Linked DNA regions of Homo sapiens: all the other regions are linked to region 2. The links are chromatin loops, found by intact Hi-C in ENCODE. Cell type or tissue: endothelial cell of umbilical vein. All regions are shown on one strand.

Region 1 (4,000 bases), 140 kb after region 2:
CCACCCTCAAACCCAGCCCGAGTAGGTGAAAAACTTAGGCCTCTCCACTCGTCTCTCCCCCACCTTCTCAGGTGAGGCGTTTTTTATTCAACAAAAATTTCTGGGCCAGGCACGGTGGCTCAGGCCTGTAATCCCAGCACTTTGGGAGGCTGAGGCAGGAGGATTGCTTGAGCCCAGGAGTTCAAGACCATCCTGAGCAAACATAGTAAGACCCCATCTCTACAAAAAAATAATTTAAAAATTAGCCAGATGTGGTAGTGTGTGCCTGTCGTCCCAGCTACTCAGGGATCTGAGGTAGGGGAATCTCTTCAGCCCAGGAGGTCGAGGCTGCAGTGAGCTATGATCATACCACTGCACTCCAGCCTGGGCAACACGACGAGATCCTGTCTCTTAAAAACAAAGCAAAACAAACAAAACAAAAAAACACCTGGCCAGGTGCAGTGGCTCTCGCCTGTAATCCTGGCACTTTGGGAGGCAGAGGTGAGCAGATCACCTGAAGCCAGGAGTTCAAGACTAGCCTGGCCAACATGGTGAAACCCCGACTCTACTAAAAATACAAAAATCATTCAGGTGTGGTGTTTGGTGCCTGTAGTCCCAGCTACTCCAGAGGCTGAGGTAGGGGAATCTCTTGAGCCCAGGAGGTCAAGGGTACAGTGAGCTATAATCACACCACTGCACTCCAGCCTGGGCGAAAGAGCAAGACTCTGTCTCAAAAAAAAAATCTGAGGACCTCCTACGTGTCAGGCAGGCCCTGTCCTAGGCACTGAGGATGGATACGGCAGTGGGGAACACACACACCCATCCCCCACCTCACTTCAGGTCTTCCAGACCTTTTCTATATGTTGGAGCCGTAGACACCATTAGAAGAGCTGGACTTTTGCGACCACCATCCTGTACAAAGATTGTTTCTAGGTTGAAGAAGCTGTAAGTGAGCTTTCTACTTTCCAGAGGCAGGCAGTACCAAACAGCCTTTCCCAGACGGGGGACCCCATGAATCTCTCACCAGAGACCCCACACAGGCACCTGGGTTAGAGTGCATGGAAGAGTTCTGTGGAAACGCTGTCTGGGATCTAACACCACCAGACATTGTCCAGCCATGTCTCATCACAAGCCAGAAACTCCCCCTGCTCCTCAAGCTGTCCCTCCCCCACATCAGCCACAGAGGGGGAGACTGGAGAGACTGGGTGGTGGTCCCGGATGTGCCACTAGCGTGCTATGTGATCTTGCATAGTTCATTCCAACTTTGTCCTTCTGTGTCTCACTCATATAATGAGGGGTTTGACAACAAGATCCCTGAGGTACCTGCTTGCTCTTTAAAATTCTCTGGCACCCAGACACAGCCCAAGTTCCAGTGAAAACTGCACTGAGGTCCAAACCCCTGCTGCATTTTGCTCTTTGCCTGGAAAAGGGTGTTGCCGTGTCAGCCATACCCTGTTTACTTCCTGAGAAACATGGAGAAAAGTCTCCCTTGAATCTGTGAATTTCAGGTTTTTTCAGAGTTGGATCCCAGCCCGGAGCAGGGAAGAGCGTGAGGTAAAATTGTTCGAGTCGTCCAGAAATGCACATTTCCTGCAGTTTCTTTCCAAGTCTGGTGCTAAATGAACAAGCTCGAATGTGAACATGAACAAGGATGACTCAGGCGTAGAGAATGTTGGTAGCACGACACTGGCTGTAAATAATGGCAATGAAGGGACTTTTCTGACCCATTTGTTGACAAAAGATGGTAAGAGGTATTAATCTAGTTCAGGGATATCTAAACAGTTTTTGTTGTGCATCCTTATGATAAAATATTTTTGAACATTGTGCTCTGAATAGATGAATATTTATATTTCTGGAAATTATAGGCATATACTATACCTACTTATGAACATATAAAACATACACAAAGAAAGAAAATTAGAAGGACAAGACCAAGATAAAAGAAACTGTTCAGTAGAACAAAATGTTTATCTTTGTTACATTCATGTCATCTTGGGTTTTGTTATTTTTATGTTTTTGTTTGTTTGTTTCTTTGTTTTTTTGAGACAGACTCTTACTCTGTCGCGCAGGCTGAGTACAGCGGCGCAGTCTCGGCTCACTGCAACCTCCGCCTCCTGGGTTCAAGTGATTCTTCCACCTCAGCCTCCTGAGTAGTTGGGATTATAGGCAAGTTTTGTTATTTTTTTAATCGTGATTTAAGACTTTGTAATACAGCAATTTGAAAACCTGATTTCAAGTCTAGTTTACTTAAATTTTTTTTTTTTTAAGAGACGAGGTTGTTCTGTCACCCAGGCTGGAGTGTAGTGGTGCAATTATAGATCACTGTAGCCTCGAACTCCTGGGCTCAAGTGATTCTCCCATCTCAGCCTCCCTCATAACTGAGAATACAGTTGTGCATCGCCACACCAGCTACCTTCTTGGGTTTTGTGCTGTTGTAATGGAAAAAGTCATAACGCAAAAATACATATATCTAAATGAAAGAAGTCTATTTTGGAGGTGCTTTTCATTAGGGACATGAGCATATGCAAATTGGAAACTGACAAGGTTGAAGGTAGGGATTTCACAGGTGCTTCCTTCCTTCTCTCCCATCTCCTCCATCTCCTCCTCCTACCCTTCCTGCCAAGGATCTTTGTACCCCTCTAAATCGTGTTACATAAACAAGTAACTGTGACCCATGTTCAAACAGTTCCTCCAAAGACCCTATTTCTCTGTAACACAATGAGTTAATGTTTATATTTAACTCTTAATAAAGACCTAAATTTTTTGAAAACTCATAAATGAATGGAAAATATATACCAGTGTCTTTGTTTTGGTTAGGCAGTCTTAGGAGCTTGGAGCTTCAGACCGCTAGAGCCATGGTTCTCAAATTCTTGATGAATATGGCCCCTTTCCATGGAACACAGCATCTTAGTGATTGGAACTAACAAAAGACACTGCAAAAAGTTTTCAAAATGAATTATTAAAGTGCATCTGTATCTCTGTAATAATTGAGTAATAGTAATACATGCATGTGATATATTTCTGTGTTTCTTTCAATTTTTTTTTTAGAGATGGGGTCTTGCTATGTTGCCCAGGCTCGTCTTGAACTTCTGGACTCAAGCTATCTTCCTGCCTCTGTCTCCCAAGAGGCTGGGATTACAGGCACATGCCACTGTGTCTGGCTTGTATGTGATATATTTCATCAATCCTCAGATAAGACTTGGGATACTTAGGGATTAGGCAACCCTGGCAACCACTCCACAACCCTAGACCATAACCAAGATGCCTTGAAGACACTCCCCTAGTGGGAGGGAAAGGACTTAGGAATGAATATCCAGACCTCTTAGTGATTGTTTTGAAAACTCAAACCTATTACTTGGTGACCAACCTTATACTAACCTAAGAGCCATATGCTAAGGCAGGCATGGTGAAATTGTCAATCTTTTTCTAGCTCCAGTCTGCATGACGATTGATGCTTGTGACCTCCTAGGGCAAAAAGTGAAATGAGGAGAGAAAATGAAGAGATGCAGATAAAATGCTTACACAGTAAAAGACCCATCTGCGGGGTAACTGAGGCGCAAGGATGTCCGCTAGTGCAGTGCTTCTAAACTTAAACCTACATGGAAAATACCTGTGTATCTTGATAAAATGCAGATTATGACTCAACAGATCTGGGCTGGGGCCTGACATTCTGCATTTCTAGAAGCTCCCAGGAGATGCAGACGCTGCTAGTCCAAGACCATATGCCCTGAGTAAGGAGGCCCTATCCCGTGTGCATTCTCAACTGGGAGTCCAGTCTTCCTTGAGCCTGTCTCCTTTTGCTGACAGCAACCAACGGGTGTGAGATCTAAGCAGAGGCTGGCTTTGGTGAGCTACAGGGAGTAGCTAATGATCAGATTAGCTGCCCAGCCAGATAGCAGCACCTCAGTGTCACTTCCAGCCTAATGTCATGGCACCTTTGGGTTAAGTTTCTTTCAGTCTCATCCTCTCTGGGGACGGACGGAGCAGTCAAGCCAAGGAGGAGCGGTTCTCGTGGGTCCCA
Region 2 (4,000 bases):
CAAGGACTTGGGCCAGAATTCCATTGTTCGGCCTTCTTGCCAAGGGCTGAGACATGCTTTCTGTCAGTATCATTGAAGTATGATGGATGGTTCGTGCTAGTCTAAGAGGAGCAATATCTCACGTCGCTGGAGTGTCTAGGGACAAGAATGCTTTTATTAAACAGCTACCTTAACTAAAAGTGATGCTCACTGTTAACCATTGGTTTCATGATGCCAGGCAGTACTTGAACATCTTCATGGGATGTATTATAATAACTTAGCATCCCTATTTAGCACTGAGTTATACTGAATTCATTTAATCCTTATCCATTTAGATAATTACAGTGCAGTAGTCCTGCTTTATCTGAGGGGGGTGTGTCCCAAGACCCCAGTGGATGTAGAAATGGCAGATAGTAGGTGTACACTAAGGTTTTTTAATCCAATAACTGAGATGGCTTCTAAGTGACTAACTGGCAGGTAGTGTAGACAACGTTTGGATGGATGGGCTGGACAGAGGGATGATTCATATCCTGGGTGAGACAGAGTAGGATGGCACAGGATTTCATAGCTACTTGGAATGGCTCGCAATTTAAAATTGTTTATTAACTGTATTAATTGTTTATATGTGGAATTTTCCATTTAATATTTTCAGACCGCAGTTGACGGCAGGTAACTGAAACTGAGGCTAAGGGGGCTACCGTGTCGTCCTTCTGAAATTCAGTACCACAGCACAGCAGTGTAGATGGAGATAGAATGTGGAAAGGGCTGGGTGTGGTGGCTCACACCTGCAATCCCAGCACTTTGAGAGGTCAAGGCAGGAAGATCTCTTGAGCCCAGGAGTTCAAGACCAGCCTGGGCAATATAGTGAGACCTCATCTCTATAAAAAATTTTTCAAACCCTTAGCTGAGCATGGTGGGTACACCTGTAGTCCCAGCTACCTGGGAGGCTGAGGTGGGAGGATTATAATCATGTGTTTTTGTTGTAAACAACTTGAGTCTGGGAGGCAGAGATTATAGGGAGCCAAGATTGTGCCACTGCACTCCAGCTTGGGCAACAGAGTAAGACCCTGTCTCCAAAAAAAAAAAAAAAGAATGTAGAAAAGATCTCTGTTTTCCATTCATTCCCTCAGTTATTCTTTGAAACAAGCAACCTTTGAGCATCTGCTTTGTGCTGTGCTCTTGGAACACAGAAGTAGGTGATAACTCGGCCCTTGGTCCATAGGAGGAAACAGATATATCAGCATGATGGCCATTTAGGGTGGGACGTGCTAGAATAGAGGGAGATACATATGAAGGTATCTGGGATTTTAAAGGAAGACGGACAAACTGTGCGGTTTGGGAAGACATTACCCATCACAAAGATATTTAAAATACAACTTAACAGGCACATAAAAGAGTTTTCCAGCTGGAGAGAGATAGGAGTTACGGAAGGAGAGGTGGACAGATCCCAGCCCCAGGACATAGCCTGGAATTTGCTCCTTTCAGCCAGCAGTGGATGTACTTTAGCTGTCTCTTGCTTCTTTTGCTTAAAAACAGAATTCAGAAAAAATTAATTCCAGTTATTCAGCGTGCCAGTTAGTGGAGGCCTGACTAATTAAGGTTTCACTGTAAGCTTGGCATATCAGAAGTAGTATTATAATCATGTGTTTTTGTTTTGAATATGTTAAGTTTTTGTTGTTCTATTTGTGTTGACTGGGGTAAAATGTGATCTGTGTCATTTTGATTTTGAGTTCTCACTTAGTAATCCAATTTGGCATCCCATATCCTCTTCCCAACAAGAATTTAAAGTGTTTATTAAAAAGGAGAGGAGAGGTAGAGGGTCAAATAAAACATTGGCAGCAAGGCAGGTGGCCAAAGCCTGCGGAGGAAGGACAGGAAATGTCTGCTGGAGCTTGTTATAGAGCAGACGCAGAATGAGCACAGTCAGAAAATAGAGAGCTAGGGAAGGGAAGGCTTGCTCAGCTCTGGGGAATTCCAGAACTTAGAGGGCAGAGGCCAATTTATTCAACATGATAGTTTCTTGTCTCTAATCTCTCTTGGATTCTTTGAGTATGAGGAGGACAAGTAAATGTTTTGAGGAAGCATGGCATAGCAAGAACACCAGGGGGCCTCGCATACCTGCCTTTGAAGTTTATTATGTTTGGCAAGACCCTCTCAGAGCCTACGTTCATAGCTGTGAAATTAGCCATAAACATGCTCCCTCCAAGGCCTTCTGTTGGGAGGATTTATAAGGATTTAAATATGCTTAGCACAGAGTGCAGGCCATAGGAGATACTCAGTAAATGGGATCCCCCCTCTGCCCGACCTGTAACCCTACGTGGAATCCTATGATAGACTTTGCCTAAGAGTGACCGAGGCAGCATTGTCATTGCCACGGCTAGAGCCCCCATTGTATTTAGTTTAACCTTCGCTCTCTAAAGGTCAGAATACATTTCTACAACACAATACATTTTATTTAGTGCTGCACACACAGTGGTTTTAGTGAGGGCCTTAATAGTCCCCCCAGAGGTTCCACGTATGCACCTCTTGCACTCTGCCACCTGTGCTGTGGGGCTAGTATCCTGCAATGACAGTGCACTCCCAGCTTATGCCTGGGAGACGTTCTTAAAGTCCCAGTGGCGACTGATACGTTTACATGCTGTTTATGAAAGAGATGGAGTTTGGGTGGTGATGGGAGGGAGGGAAGGAGAAGAAGGAAGCGCCGTAACTCCATCTGATGGGCACAGAAGCAGAGGAAGAGTAACGCATATGCTGTGCACTCCCCCTTCCCTTCTTGCCACCCAATCCCTGATCCCAGCTGGATCTCAATATAGAATAATAAAACTGTGATTAAGATCACGTAAACACAATTTATTTTTTCATTAAGCTCCATAATATACTTTTGCACTTGTTTCTATAAAGCTTCAGACGGCCTCAGCAAAAGAGTTGACGCTTTGCCTGTAATATAATTTGCATGTCCCTATCCTCTTTAAAAGTGCCAGTTTCCTTGAATTACAGATATTAACTCCCAAGACAGTATAAGCATCATGGCCTTTTGGACAGGTGGGCTGTTTTCTTCTATTCATTTTGAGGTTGTTAGGGACTCTTTGGTAATAGGATCTTCCTAATCTACGATATTATTGGTTATTAAATATGGATGACTTGTTTGATGTAGTGGGGCTTGTTTTCAATGATCCCATTAGGCCAGGCGTGGTGGCTCATATCTGTAATCCCAGCACTTTGAGAGGCCGAGGCAGGAGGATCACTTGAAGTCAGTGAGCCACCACGCCCGACCCGGAGTTGCATCTCTTAACGGCATCCCAGTTCGAGTCTCAGCCAAGGGAGCAGGCACCCATGCCCTGGGGCCTGAACTGTGGCATGGGAGTGGGGGGCACAGATCTTTTGGCAGAAGGTGGCTACCCAGGTCCAAGCCTCAGACATCTTTCCTCCTTGTCAGACCTTCCTCCTGGGTGAGTCACCTATGTGGGGGGCGGGTGAGAACCTCTTTGTGGAGGCTCTGGGAAAGCCGACTTGGAGCTTGGAGCCTCCACAGTTATATAAATGGAAAATTAGAAAAAAACAAAAAGGCCTTGTGGGCTTGTAAAGATGGAATACATTGTAGCTGAGAAAATTCTTGGCTGAGAAAATGTGAGGAGTGCTAAGGCCGTGGTTGGAGGATTTTTTTTTTTTTCTTGGTAAAGGGAGACAGTGGCTGCAGAAGGCACCAGCTGTCCCCACCTCTTTGCCATTGTTGAAACAAACTCGCAAATGGAAAGGACTTTGCAATGCAGAGTCTAAGGAGGGAAAATGAAAATATGACAGATACAAAGAACTGAATGCATTCTGAAATCTTAGGGGAATAAAAATATCTAGTATTGAGACAGCCCAAAGCTAAGAGTCTGCAAACTCAGAAACAGCAAGAAGCTTTTTCACAAGAAAAGGAAACTTAGTGCTCTAGGTACATAGAGGTGGAGAGGAGGGCCTGTGTGTTTTAATCTGTCACCCGATATCTTGTATAGCTGTAGGATTATGGAGTGATTCA
Region 3 (4,000 bases), 74 kb after region 2:
TTCTAGAAGTTGATGTGGGGCGTGGGATTATGATGAGCTCTTGGAAACCAGGGGTTCCAGCCAGCACAGTGTTGGGGCGAGGACCTCTATCCTCAAAGCCACCCAGCAGGGGACTTGAATGTAAGCGTCCTCCTCTGTCTGCCATTGATTAGATATGAAGGAGGCCTGTGCCTTTCACTTAAACTTGGGGATTCTCAGTTTCTTGTATATAAAATAAATGTGCTGGGCTAAATATCTCCTGTAAATTTTTTTTCTGGTTTTAACATTGTGTGTTTCTATAGACTTGTGAGTTGGCATCCTTTAAGTATGTAAATATCTACGTGTCAAGGATACTGGCCATCATTGTTCCTGTCTTCACTCCGTACAGCCAAGAAGAAGGATTCAGTCAATGGACCTCCCCAGCGTCTGTCTTCTGAGTGATCTCGATTCTTTTCATCTTTCCCCATAGCGCCTCTGTTCCCAGTCCTTTCGTCTTCACTCCTCGATGTGGTTGCTCCCCAACAGAGCTTGCTTTTTATTTGTTTCTCACTTAAATACCATATTTTGGTCCATGACTATAAGCATTACATCATTGTTCTCATCCTCTCCGACTGTTAGTGTCACAACAGGGTTTTATGTAACTGAGAAATTGTCATACAGGGCACAGATGAGTAGGTGGAACATCCAGATGAGAGTTTTCTCTCTTTCTCAACAGCCACTTGGTGACAGCCCACAGCGAACATTTTATCACACCGTGGGCTGCAGCCAGACCCCCGGTGTTGGAGAGGACAGGGCCCCCTAAGTGGGGAGACTTGTAGGGCCTGCTCCTCTTCGTGGACCTGACTCATCGCACGTGGGCGACGTAAACCCAGCCTGGCTTTGAGGAGCCCCATCCCACACATGGCAGTCCCACAGAGTCGCTCTGAACACAGTGTTTTTAAGGCACTTTTCTTCCTTGTGGAATTGCTTCTTTAGATACTTGATGTGGGAGGGAGGTCACGTTTTGTCGTGGTGGGAAAGAGGGGGAGGGCAGCATTGTGGAGCTCCATTTGTTCTTTGTCATGATTAAAAACCAAAACCCTGGAATGACTACGGCAGTCTTCTTAATCAGATTTCACAAGAAAGGCTTGACTTAAGTACAGAGTAGGCGTCACGCCGTGATCACACAGCAGGTAGGCCCCCATGGGAGACCCCAGAAGGGCCGCACAGCAGTGCCGTTTGTGGCCACATTGCTCTGAAATGCCTTCCTTGGCACAGTTGACTTCCTCCATCCCGCGGAGTTCCAAGGCCCTCCCACATTTCAAAAGCCCAGTGGCCCCAGCTTCTACTCCCTCCCCGTTCCTTAGCCTCACTCCTCCATGATTGGCTTTGGGAGCATTTAAACAGCAGTCCCAGCTCAGATGAGAATGGTAATTACATACCAGTATGGTGCTTTCATGGGGACTTCTCATGCCTGTGGTGAAACTCGAGGCTACTGGACAGATCAGGGTAAGCTGCTCTTTGGCGATACTTTTTTTTTTTTTTTTTTTTGAAACGGAGTCTTGCTGTGTTGCCCAGGCTGGCGTGCAGTAGCACGAGCTCAGCTCACTGCAGCCTCTGCCTCCCAGGTTCAAGCGATTCTCCTGCCTCATCCTCCCGAGAAGCTGGGATTACAAGCACGCATCACTGCACCTGGTTTTTATATTTTTAGTAGAGACAGGGTTTTACCATGTTGGCCAGGCTGGTCTCAAACTCCTGACCTCAGGTGACCCACCGGCCTCAGCTTCCCAAAGTGCTGGGATTACAGGCGTAAGCCACCATGCCTGGCCTGGTGATATGTTTTTAATTTAATTGTTTTTTTTTTTTTTTTTTTTGCCATCCTGATCTATTGCTAGAGGCAATTCATTCCTCATGAATGACAGCTCTAGGTGAAGGCTGATAGAGACCAGAGAAGGAGGCTATCCCAACAGAAAAGATCAGAGCTGTCCCAAAAGCCTTCTGCTCTTCTTCTGTGACTTTGGATGGAAGACAGACTTCAGGCAGAGAACGCTCCTGTGTTTCAGCCTGATTTTTACTTGCCAACAGTCTGGATTGCAATACTGGAAACCTGGGTGAAGCAGCAGCTGTTTATCAAGATGCTCCTGGTAAAAGTCCCTCATTGTCTTAATTTTTTCTTTTTTAATATCCCTGCTGCTGCAAATTCTGCTACTGACAGGAAGCTGACCTGACCCAGCACATTCAGTATCACCTCCTTGTCTTGATGTCATTCTTACTGAGGCCAAATTCTCTACTGAAATGTGTGTCTGGGGTTGCAACAACACGAAGCTTAATTTTATTTTTCCTGATCTTTAAGTTCTGTTTAGCATCTCTGAAAAGGCCACTGCTGGGTAGAAATGTCATCTTTCTCTCTCACTGTTTGAGAGAAATCTTCTCGTGTCTTCTCTGATACGCAGTGTCGCAAACTGTTAGAAACTTGATTACAGTTTGATTTAGTAGCTGGTGTTCCTTCCCCCACCAGCAGGGGGGGCATCGCTTCGTCCCACTTCCTGGTGGAAGTTCCTCAAGGACCGGAAGACCAGCTGTGATCTGAGCGTCTAACCCTGGACACAGATACCTACTGGCATTGTTTACAATGAGAGGCCATGTGCAACTCTTCCAAATTGAGCTCCAGTTCTTTTCCTTGCAGGCGTAACTCTAGGACACAGTGGCATGTGCCCATCAAGACAGGAAACTGAGGCATAGGCAAGGTAATGAATCCTCTAGTTTACTGTGGCACAGAGCCCAGCCTATAATCCTGTCCTCTGATTCCATGCTGGATCTGAGATAACAGACTTGTTTTTTAGAGTAAATTCAGTATTTTCAGTTTTTTTTTTTTTTGTTTTTTTTTTTTTTGAGACAGAGTCTTGCTCTGTTGCCCAGGCTAGAGTGCAGTGGTGCAATCTTGGCTCACTGCAACCTCCACCTCCTCGGTCCAAGCAGTTCTCCTGCCTCAGCCTCCAGAGTAGCTGGGACTGCAGGCATGCACCACCGCGCCTGGCTAATTTTTGTATTTTTAGTAGAGACGGGGTTTCACCATGTTGGCCAGGCTGGTCTCAAACTCCTGACCTCACGTGATCCGCCCACCTCAGCCTCCCAAAGTGCTGGGATTACAGGCGTGAGCCACTATACCCGGCCTGGTGCTGGACTGTTGGCTTTTATCTTCTGGCATCGAGGACTGCCCCTGTCCCCCAGGCTGCTCCCTCCTGATGTGTCACCGTCCTCCGCCCACTGGAGGGGTCATGTGTGAAGGACAGAGAGGAGAGGCCACACAGACTTCCATGGAGGTGAGCAAAGCACCCTGAACGTGGGCTTCCTAGGAGGCTAAGGGCTTCGCCGTTTCCTCCACCCTCTCAGCAGAAACTGCTTCTTGGCACGTCCTTGGGGCTCGGGAAAGGGAAAATTCTTTTCTACTTCAGAAGAGCATGAAGATTGATTACCACGAGCCCCACACCCACAAGACAGCTGCTGTCTTAGTTTCAGTCCCCTTGGTTACGCCTTGTTCTTCTCTCTTCTTTGGTAAGGAAAATGGGCAATTTAATTGTTTTAAAAACAAGATGAAAGGTTTCTGAAACTCTTTTTTTGTTTTTTTGAAGTCTCTCGAGTCTTTCCGTTCGCCAGGAATACTTGCTCTAAATCAATATAAAGTAGCTTGGTTCCCGCAAAGTGGAATTTTCCATAAGTGGGCTGGTGGTGAGTCTCACAGTAGTAAATCCAATTATTTTGAATTTTCTACCTAGTTTTATAAAAAGCATGAGTTAATCGTGGTCTCTGAGAAGGACCACATCTCTCCACAGGGGTCTCTGATGGCTCCTTGGACACTCTGGTGAGGCTGAGTGGTTTACATGGAGCTTAACTTTTATTTACTGGTGTAAACTTGATAAGCCGATGGGATATTGTTTTGTCAGGAATAGCAAAGAAAGCTGAGTTAATAGCACCCAAGATCTGACCAGGAGGAGGTTCTGAGAGATCGTGTAACAAAGTATTTCTTTCTGCCCTTTGCCCC
Region 4 (4,000 bases), 370 kb after region 2:
TTACCGGGGCAAACTATGGTAGATTCTTAGTCTTCTCTTTGGTGGTGGCCTCTGTGATCTCTTTGGAATAGCTCAAGAATGCTGTCTTTTGGTCTTCCTTCTTGGAATGTCTCAGGACAGGTGACATAGGACACTGAGCTGGAAGATGCACAGACACAGGGAACTGTTTTCTAAACTCAGGTGTCATTACTGCTCTGAAAGCAGCTTCTAAATGGAGAAAACAAATCCAACTGGAGCAGGAGTAACCACATCCCCTTCCATCTTTCACCGTATTAGATGAAGACTTTTTTTTTTGAGACAGGATCTCACTCTGTCACCCAGGCTGGCTCACTGCAACCTCCCCCTCCTAGGCTCAAGCAATCCTCCCACCTCAGCCTCCTGAGTAGCTAGGAGGCTACAGCTACAACTACAAGCACCTGCCACCACGTTCGGCTAATTTTTTGTAGAGACAGGGTTTCTCAATGTTGCCTAGGCTGGTCTCCAACTCGTGAGCTCAAGCAGTCCTCCCATGCCAGCTTCCCTAGGTGCTGGGATTACAGGCATGAGCCACGGTGGCCTGCCCAAGACATTTTTTTTAAATGAGAGATTTTAAAAGCTTAGCAATGAGAGAATAAACCCAACAGGTCTACCATTCCAACTCACCTTTGCTTTTTTCTTTTCTTCCCTTCCACAGTAGGAAGTATCCTCTCTCAGTACCTAAAGCTTTGATGTCACCTCCTCTAACAGGTACACCATGCAGTGTAGATCATTCCAAGTCTTTGTAAGCACTAAGTTACAGTCTCTTGAAGAATTCCATTGAACTGGTTCCAGAGTTGGTGTCTCTTTTCTAATCCTCCATTTATATGATAATCACTTGAAATTCAAGTCACCTGTTACTAGGATTGCAAGAAACAGAGGAATCAAATATATATATATATATATATATATATTTTTTTTTTTTTTTTTTTTTGAGACAGAGTTTCACCCCTGTTGCCCAGGCTGGAGTGCAATGGCGTGATCTCAGCTCACTGCAACCTCTGCCTCCCAGGTTCAAGCAATTCTCCTGCCTCAGCCTCCCGAGTAGCTGGGATTACAGGCATGCACCACCATATCCCGGCTAATTTTTTTTTTTTTTTTTTTTTTTTTTTTTTTTTTTTTTGTAGTAGAGACGGGGTTTTTCCATATTGGTCAGGCTGGTCTCGAACTCCCGACTTCAGGTGATCCGCCCACCTCGACCTCCCAAAGTGCTGGGATTACAGGCGTGAGCCACCACAACCGGCGGAATCAAATCTTTTCTTCTGGAGTTCTTTTAATGCTTTTAATCCAAGGTCCCAGCTCTCATGCTCACTTGAACTAACTCTCCCTCCCCCTCCCCCTCTCCCACTCCCTCAGCTTTTATAGATTTTTCTACAATACTTTCTCCTTACCCTTGTTAAAGCATTTGTTATCACTTCCATCCTTTACTGTTTAATCTTTCTCATAAGCACAAATACGCGTGCACACACATACACACACTCACATGAGTTCCCCGTGCCGGCTGCAAGTCTGGGTGCTGTTTTACTCAGCTATCTACGTTAGACCTGTGTTCCTGTTATTCCACAATATTACCACATTCCAGGAGGAGAAACCATTTTATTGTCTATTTCTTATTTTGATCCACATATCACATTAAAATGGAGCAAAAGAAAGGGTCTCAAACAGACAATATGAGTGCCTTCTTTAAGATGCTGGCCCTATAGAAATAGATTTCATGTTTTCCAAAGAGGACCCGGTACATCCCAGCCGCGGCCAGTCACTTGGCGCCATCTGCTGGACATGGACAAACAATCGTAGGCGGGGAACATCAGAACTGACGCATAGGTGCCCACTGCAAACCTGGCTCCCTGATGAACGAATGGTTTCCCACTGAAACGAGGCTTTACATCCCTTTATAACAAATCATCTCTCCAACTTCTTATCAATATCTCAGAAGCTAGGGAGTCTTTTCCACTATGGTTTTCCTATTTCCTCTGCTGGTGCATAAAGTGCCTTTGCTTTGTTTAACAAGCAATAAACAACTTTTTGTTTTGCGTATCACTGTATCCCCAGCATCCTGCATAGTGACTGGCACATGTAGGAGCTCCAAAATCAGTGGGTATTTTTGTTTCTTTGGCTTTTAAACGAAATAATAAGTGATTGATATCTGAGTCGGGGAAGATGACACACAGATATTCCTATTTTCATCAGACACGTTTGTTTTTTTGTTTTTTTTTTCTAGACGTCCCAGCCTGGGTAGGTGGGTAATGGTTTAGAAGCTCCTAAGGATGAACCTCTTCCCACCGCTAAAGTATTGAATCTGCTAAAAATAAGGGAAGAAACACTAATAAATAAATAAATAAACCAGGAAAAAACCCTTGTGGGGAGGGGAGACAAGAAGGAATAAAGACTTTGCATTATAGATTCTCCATGAAACCTGGCCTAGAATTGGATGAGCCTTCAATGCTCAATATACTTTTCAAAAATTGATGATTAACCAATTTGCTCAGTGCAATGGTTAATTTTATGTATCGATGTGGGTAGGCGCACGGGCATGGTGGCTCCACACCTGTAATCCCAGCACTTTCAGTGGCCAAGGTGAGCGGATCACTTGAGGTCAGGAGTTTGAGACCAGCCTGGCCAACATGGCTAAACTCTGTCTCTACTAAAAAAATAAAATAAAATAAAATAAAAATAGCCAGGCATCATGGCATGTGCCTGTAATCCCAGATATCCAAAGGCTGAGGCAGGAGAATTGCTTGAACCTGGGAGGCAGAGGTTGCAATGAGCCAAGATTGTGCCAGTGCACTCCAGCCTGGGTGACAGAGCAAGACCCTATCTTAAAACAAGCAAACAAAAAAACCTAAAATAATAGGGAAGCAGGTATCAGGGAAATAGGGAAGCAAAGGAGGCAGGTCTCGATGGCTAACTCAGTATGGGCAGAAGAGTCAAAGCTGCCTCCAAATTTCTAACTTAGCAAATGGGCAAATGTTGATGGCTGGAATTAAAACGAAAAATAGAGAGGATAAAGCAATTCAGCCAACAGTAATACATTTAGGATTGTTGTCAGAGGCATTCAAACCAGAGCAACTCCATCTTGGGTGAGGACTAGGAAAAATGAGGCTGGGACTTGCTGGGCTGCCCTCCCCGAAAGTTAGATATTCCTAGCCTCTAGATGTTTGTGGCTAAGGAAACAGATTGATAACCTTTACTAAACAGACCCAGACGTAGGAGTGTCCTGTGTAGAAAGCAAAAAGTTTCTTCCTCAAAGTTTCCCTTGTTAAAGAATAAATCATAAGTGTTAGAAGTAATAGTTCCTTTTAAAGACTAACTTCCTTCAAGCCTCCTTGCTTTGTGCTAATAACTCTTTGTTAAGCCCTATCCTATGTAGTTATTAAACATGCTCACAGGCACATAGTACATTCTATGTCCTTGTACTTTAACCAAGATATCTGTGCTGGACATGCTCACAGACATGTCCCAGCTCGCAGCCTATGCCCCTTCCTTATTTGGGAATGTTATTACTTTTCTAAGTCCTTTAGTAAGCAACTTCCTCCTTTCCCTTGTTCTCCATTGCTTTCACCTATTTAGAGAAGTTTTAAATTGTCAGCCAATCGGGTTCAGTTTATATTGTGAGGTCTGGCTCCAGCCAATGGAGACAGGACAGAGTAGCAGGGACAAGCTGCATAAGGGACAAAAATTGCTTCCCATTCCCTTTGAAAACTGGCACAAGAGAGGGATGCCCTCTCTCACCACTCCTATTACACATAGTGTTGGAAGTTCTGGCCAGGGCAATCAGGCAGGAGAAAGAAATAAAGGGTATTCAATTAGGAAAAGAGGAAGTCAAATTGTCCCTATTTGCACATGACATCATTGTATATTTAGAAAACCCCATCGTCTCAGCCCAAAATCTCCTTAAGCTGATAAGCAACTTCAGCAAAATCTCAGGATACAAAATCAAGTGCAAAAATCACAAGCATTCCTAAACACCAATAACAGACAAACA
Region 5 (4,000 bases), 190 kb after region 2:
TATTCTCCAATCTTTCTCCTTTCTCCCATTTTACCTCATCAGAAGCTACATTCCCAAAGAAAGACTTGAGCCTCAACTTTCCTCTGCTTAGAAATCTCCATCATTGAGCCGGGCTGGGTGTGGTGGCTCACGCCTGTAATCCCAGCACTTTAGGAGGCTGAGGTGGGCGGATCACAAGGTCAGGAGATCGAGACCATCCTGGCTAACAGGGTGAAACCCCATTTCTACTAAAAATACAAAAAAAAAAAAAAAAAAAAAAGCCGGGCGTCGTGGCGGGTGCCTGTAGTCCCAGCTACTCGGGAGGCTGAGGCAGGAGAATGGCGTGAACCTGGGAGGCGGAGCTTGCAGTGAGCCGAGATCGCGCCACTGCACTCCAGCCTGGGTGACAAAGAGACACTCCATCTCAAAAAAAAAAAAAAAAAAACAAACTCCATCGAGCCCCACTATCTACACTGCAATATGATGGTGATGGGTGAAGAGCTCAGACCCTGAGGCCAGGCTGCTTTGGTTTCCAGTCCTGCCTCTTCCACTGACGAGTGACCTGAGACCTTGGGCAAGCTTCCTAGGCTCAGAGTAGTGGACTCTGGTCTGTATTAGCCAGAACCCACTTCAGTACTAAAGGATTGATTTCCCCAGCTTCTTGGAGTGCTGCAGACCGATAGCCGATAGCCCTAAGCTGAGTCTCTCTCCGGAAACTGACCCTGACCTAAGAGAACTGCCCAAGGTCACGCCCCCTTCTTTGGAGCACCTGTATCCAAGGACTGGCTGACACCAGGGTATGAAGACCAAGGCCCCTCATCCCAACTTGGAAGATCTCTGAAGGGCGGTCCCCATTGCTGGGTGTCCTGGGGTAGGCTACAGCCTTTGTTGAGACTGGATCACAGGCTGATGTCTGCCTCCGCCTGTTCTTGTTCTTTTCTACCCAAGGTATTAATCCCAGGAGCATTCTTGAAAACACCACCTATACCTCTTACATTATTTTTTCTTTTCTTTTCTTTTTTTGAGATGGAGTCTTGCTGTGTCGCCAGGCTGGAGTGCAGTGGCGTGATCTTGGCTCACTGCAATCCTCCACCTCACGGGTTCAAGCGATTCTCCTGCCTCAGCCTCCTGAGTAGTAGCTGGGACTACAGGCACGAGCCACCAAGCCCGGCTCATTTTTTGGTATTTTTTGTAGAGATGGGGTTTCACCATATTGGCCAGGATGGTCTCGATTTCCTGACCTCGTGATCTGCCCGCCTCGGCCTCCCAAAGTGCTGGGAGTACAGGCGTAAGTCACTGCACCTGGCCCACCTGCACCTCTTATTCCAAAGTCTACGTCTCAGGGAACCTGGCCACTCTCAGTGGGATGATCATGGTTGTTGGGAGGATTTCATGAGTTTTACTTGAAAAATGTTTAGAACCATGCCCTCGTGCACAGTAAACGTTCACTAACTGTTAGCCGTGATTATAGGATAGAGTCAAATCTCCTAAAGCCTTTAACTTTTGTGATTGGACCCGGCCAACATCTCCAGTCTTAGTGTTCTTCCTTCTGTTCCCACATTTTATACCCAAGGCACACTGGGTCCCACCCAGCTCTTCCTCCAACACATCAGCGCTTTCTCATCCCAGAGGCTCTTCCTCCCGCCTGGAGCACTGTTCTCCCCATCTCCGCCTGGCCATCTTGGAAGCCCTCTGTGGTCCCCTTTCACGATGCTTTCCACCGGGTCTCCCTGTGTATGTAATGTGTCCCCCTCCCCAGTCTCCATGGCACGCCGTAGCTATTCACACCACACGCCAAGTACCTGGTGGCACTAGGAGAATGTGACTCAAGGGCCTTGACATTCACAAGTCACAAGCTCCTGAAGGCCTGGTTCACAATGGTTTTTGCATCCTTGCTGCCCTGGCCTTTTTAGGCCTACAGTTAAGAAAAAGGAGCCAAGTGGAATGTTCCAATAATACCTGTCATTTAATGAGAAACTCTGGGCTCCCGGGGAAGCTGCTGTTACAGGGGAGACCATATGTGCAACACTGCCCTCTTCTGGCCAAAATGAGACCCCCTCAAAAAGATGAGAAGGTGGGCATGAGAAATTCCCGGGAGAACTGACAGTATTTCTATTGTCTTGTGGATAGATATTAGCTATGGAACTTAGGCTTTAATATGGCCAAGTACCAGGCTGAGCACTGTATAATGACACTCCCTCATTAAGTCATGAGTTTTCTACAAGTTATGGTAGATTCTTCAACCAAGAACAAGACAAAAAAGTCCAAAGTCCATGACAACAAGAGGATTGGGGTTTTGGAAGACTGCTTGCTCGAATTTTCAAAGAACAGAACCCAATAGTGGCTGGAACATAACATCAAAGAAGAGTTGAAGGCAGGCTCGATGGCGGTGTTCAGAAGCTGCGTTTAAAAATCGTGAAAAATAGAGGAGGATGCTGGGACTTGAGTGATCACGTGTTAAGAGTTCTTTCTAAGACACAACACTCTTCACAGTTAGCCCTCGACCATGGACACAGCTGTTCTCCAGGCTAGCAAGAGGATGAATTTCACCTCCAGCAAGACTTAGAGCCCAGACAAAAGGAAGACCTTGACCCAGGCTGTAAAAACCAAGATGGAACAGAGGGACGCCTTGAAGTGCATCTGTGTGTGTATCCGGAGTGGGAGGATCATTGAGATGGGAATGATAAATTCCCAAGCAAAGGTGAATGTGAAAAGCGTGGATGGGATGAGAGTTCCTTGGTGAACATGTCATTCTTTGGTCCTCGTGGCCTCTAATATGGGTAGGGTTTCAGTAGGAGCAAAAGACATCAAAGGACTCTAGTAACGTATCCAAGACAACCAACATAGCACAGCCATGACCCAGGACTGCTTAGCAGGCAGGTCTGTATCTCTGCAGCAAAGTGGGCCATGCCTCTGAGTAGGGGGAGCCTGTGTCATGTGAATTGAGGCTAACGCCATAAAATAACCAAGCCACTGCTGATGGAGCCGATGGAGCCCTCTGGCATCCCAGCTATCACCTCAAAAGAAAATCCTGTGTTTAAGAAAGCAAGAATTTCTAGAGGAGAGCTGTGCTTTCCAAAATGTGTGTTTCTTTAAGAAATGCTTTCTTTGGAATGCTTTCCAAATGAAATCCATCTCCTTTTAAAACTGCTTTAAAAAGAAAAAAAGGTCCAGATACGCTATTTGCTCAATTTGCTTTGTGGTATTTTTTGGTAAACTGAGAAGAGCAGGGAAAGGCCAGGCCAAGCTGAAACAGGTACTGCCATATTTTCTTTGAAGAAGAACCAAAGAGAATGTCCTACAGGGCAGCCCCAAAGCAACAGACTCCTCATAGGCAGGCCCCGCTCAGGCCTGCAGCACTCAGCGCCTCCCAGGTGCTTGGGTACCTCTGGCATTTGCCTGCCCAGAGCTTTTCTCTGGAAGTTTCCATGTGGCCAATAGGATGCCTGCCTAAGGGCAGATGGGAAGATTGCCCTGGGAGCCTGCTCTTTTATTTTCGAAAAGACAAAAGTTAGGCTGGGATATCCATACTTCCTTATCTGTCTAAAATAACACTTTTTAAAACCATCAAAGCACACTGATTGTAGAAAAAACATTTTTTAAAAATATGGGACCAACAAAAGGAAAATCAAAATCATCAATGATTCTATGGTACAGAGATAATCACTGTGGACATTGTAACATTTCTTCCTAGTATTGTTCCTACGGGTATAAATAGATAACTATTTCAAAGAAAACTGGAGTCCTGCTGTTACTCAGTTTTCTGTTCTAATTTTTTCCCCTTTTCATTTTATCATGATTCTTTTCCAGTCATCGGTCTGTACACTTCCCGTGAGTATTTCATGGGAGCTGGAGGAGGGAGCATCTGGTGGTTCCACTTGGCCACGAGGACTAACTCACTAGGCAAGACTGGCTCACTAGGCCGGGCATGGTGGCTCTCGCCTGTAATCCCAGCACTTTGCGAGGCTGAGGTGGGAGGACTGCGTGAGCCTAGGAGTTTGAGACCAGCCTGGGAAACACA

The links. Hi-C counts contacts between places; a loop is a spot of excess contacts. Peaks named below come from ENCODE experiments on the same cell type or tissue, not always from the same donor. Only the 100,000 strongest peaks of a DNase experiment are listed, where the experiment ranks them.
Region 1: it touches region 2 in a loop (6-fold over the local background); 3 of 110 quality-filtered maps call a loop at or near these places.
Region 3: a loop joins it to region 2, with 2.4 times the contacts of the local background. A loop is called at or near these places in 2 of 110 quality-filtered maps.
Region 4: it touches region 2 in a loop (7-fold over the local background); 48 of 110 quality-filtered maps call a loop at or near these places.
Region 5: a loop joins it to region 2, with 11 times the contacts of the local background. A loop is called at or near these places in 45 of 110 quality-filtered maps.

What each region holds. Positions count from the first base shown.
Region 1 is chr10:12,843,758-12,847,757 of GRCh38, forward strand. No RefSeq gene overlaps it. Among named protein-coding and RNA genes, the nearest start is that of MIR548Q, 120 kb to the left of the region's middle. In endothelial cell of umbilical vein, no CTCF peak of the experiment used is centred here; a DNase peak (open chromatin) is centred at 1,554; H3K27ac peaks cover 1,802 bases.
Region 2 is chr10:12,705,688-12,709,687 of GRCh38, forward strand. All of the region lies in intron 3 of CAMK1D (calcium/calmodulin dependent protein kinase ID), which reads left to right. Among named protein-coding and RNA genes, the nearest start is that of MIR548Q, 18 kb to the right of the region's middle. In endothelial cell of umbilical vein, a CTCF peak has its summit at 2,069; a DNase peak (open chromatin) is centred at 1,964; H3K27ac peaks cover 3,049 bases.
Region 3 is chr10:12,780,161-12,784,160 of GRCh38, forward strand. All of the region lies in intron 5 of CAMK1D (calcium/calmodulin dependent protein kinase ID), which reads left to right. Among named protein-coding and RNA genes, the nearest start is that of MIR548Q, 57 kb to the left of the region's middle. In endothelial cell of umbilical vein, a CTCF peak has its summit at 2,483 (motif pointing right); a DNase peak (open chromatin) is centred at 2,511.
Region 4 is chr10:13,073,226-13,077,225 of GRCh38, forward strand. It overlaps a transcript of CCDC3 not described here. Among named protein-coding and RNA genes, the nearest start is that of OPTN, 25 kb to the right of the region's middle. In endothelial cell of umbilical vein, a CTCF peak has its summit at 1,792 (motif pointing left); a DNase peak (open chromatin) is centred at 1,766; H3K27me3 peaks cover 490 bases.
Region 5 is chr10:12,900,286-12,904,285 of GRCh38, forward strand. The region is part of intron 2 of CCDC3 (coiled-coil domain containing 3); the gene reads right to left. Among named protein-coding and RNA genes, the nearest start is that of CCDC3, 99 kb to the right of the region's middle. In endothelial cell of umbilical vein, a CTCF peak has its summit at 2,028 (motif pointing left); a DNase peak (open chromatin) is centred at 1,986; H3K27me3 peaks cover 227 bases.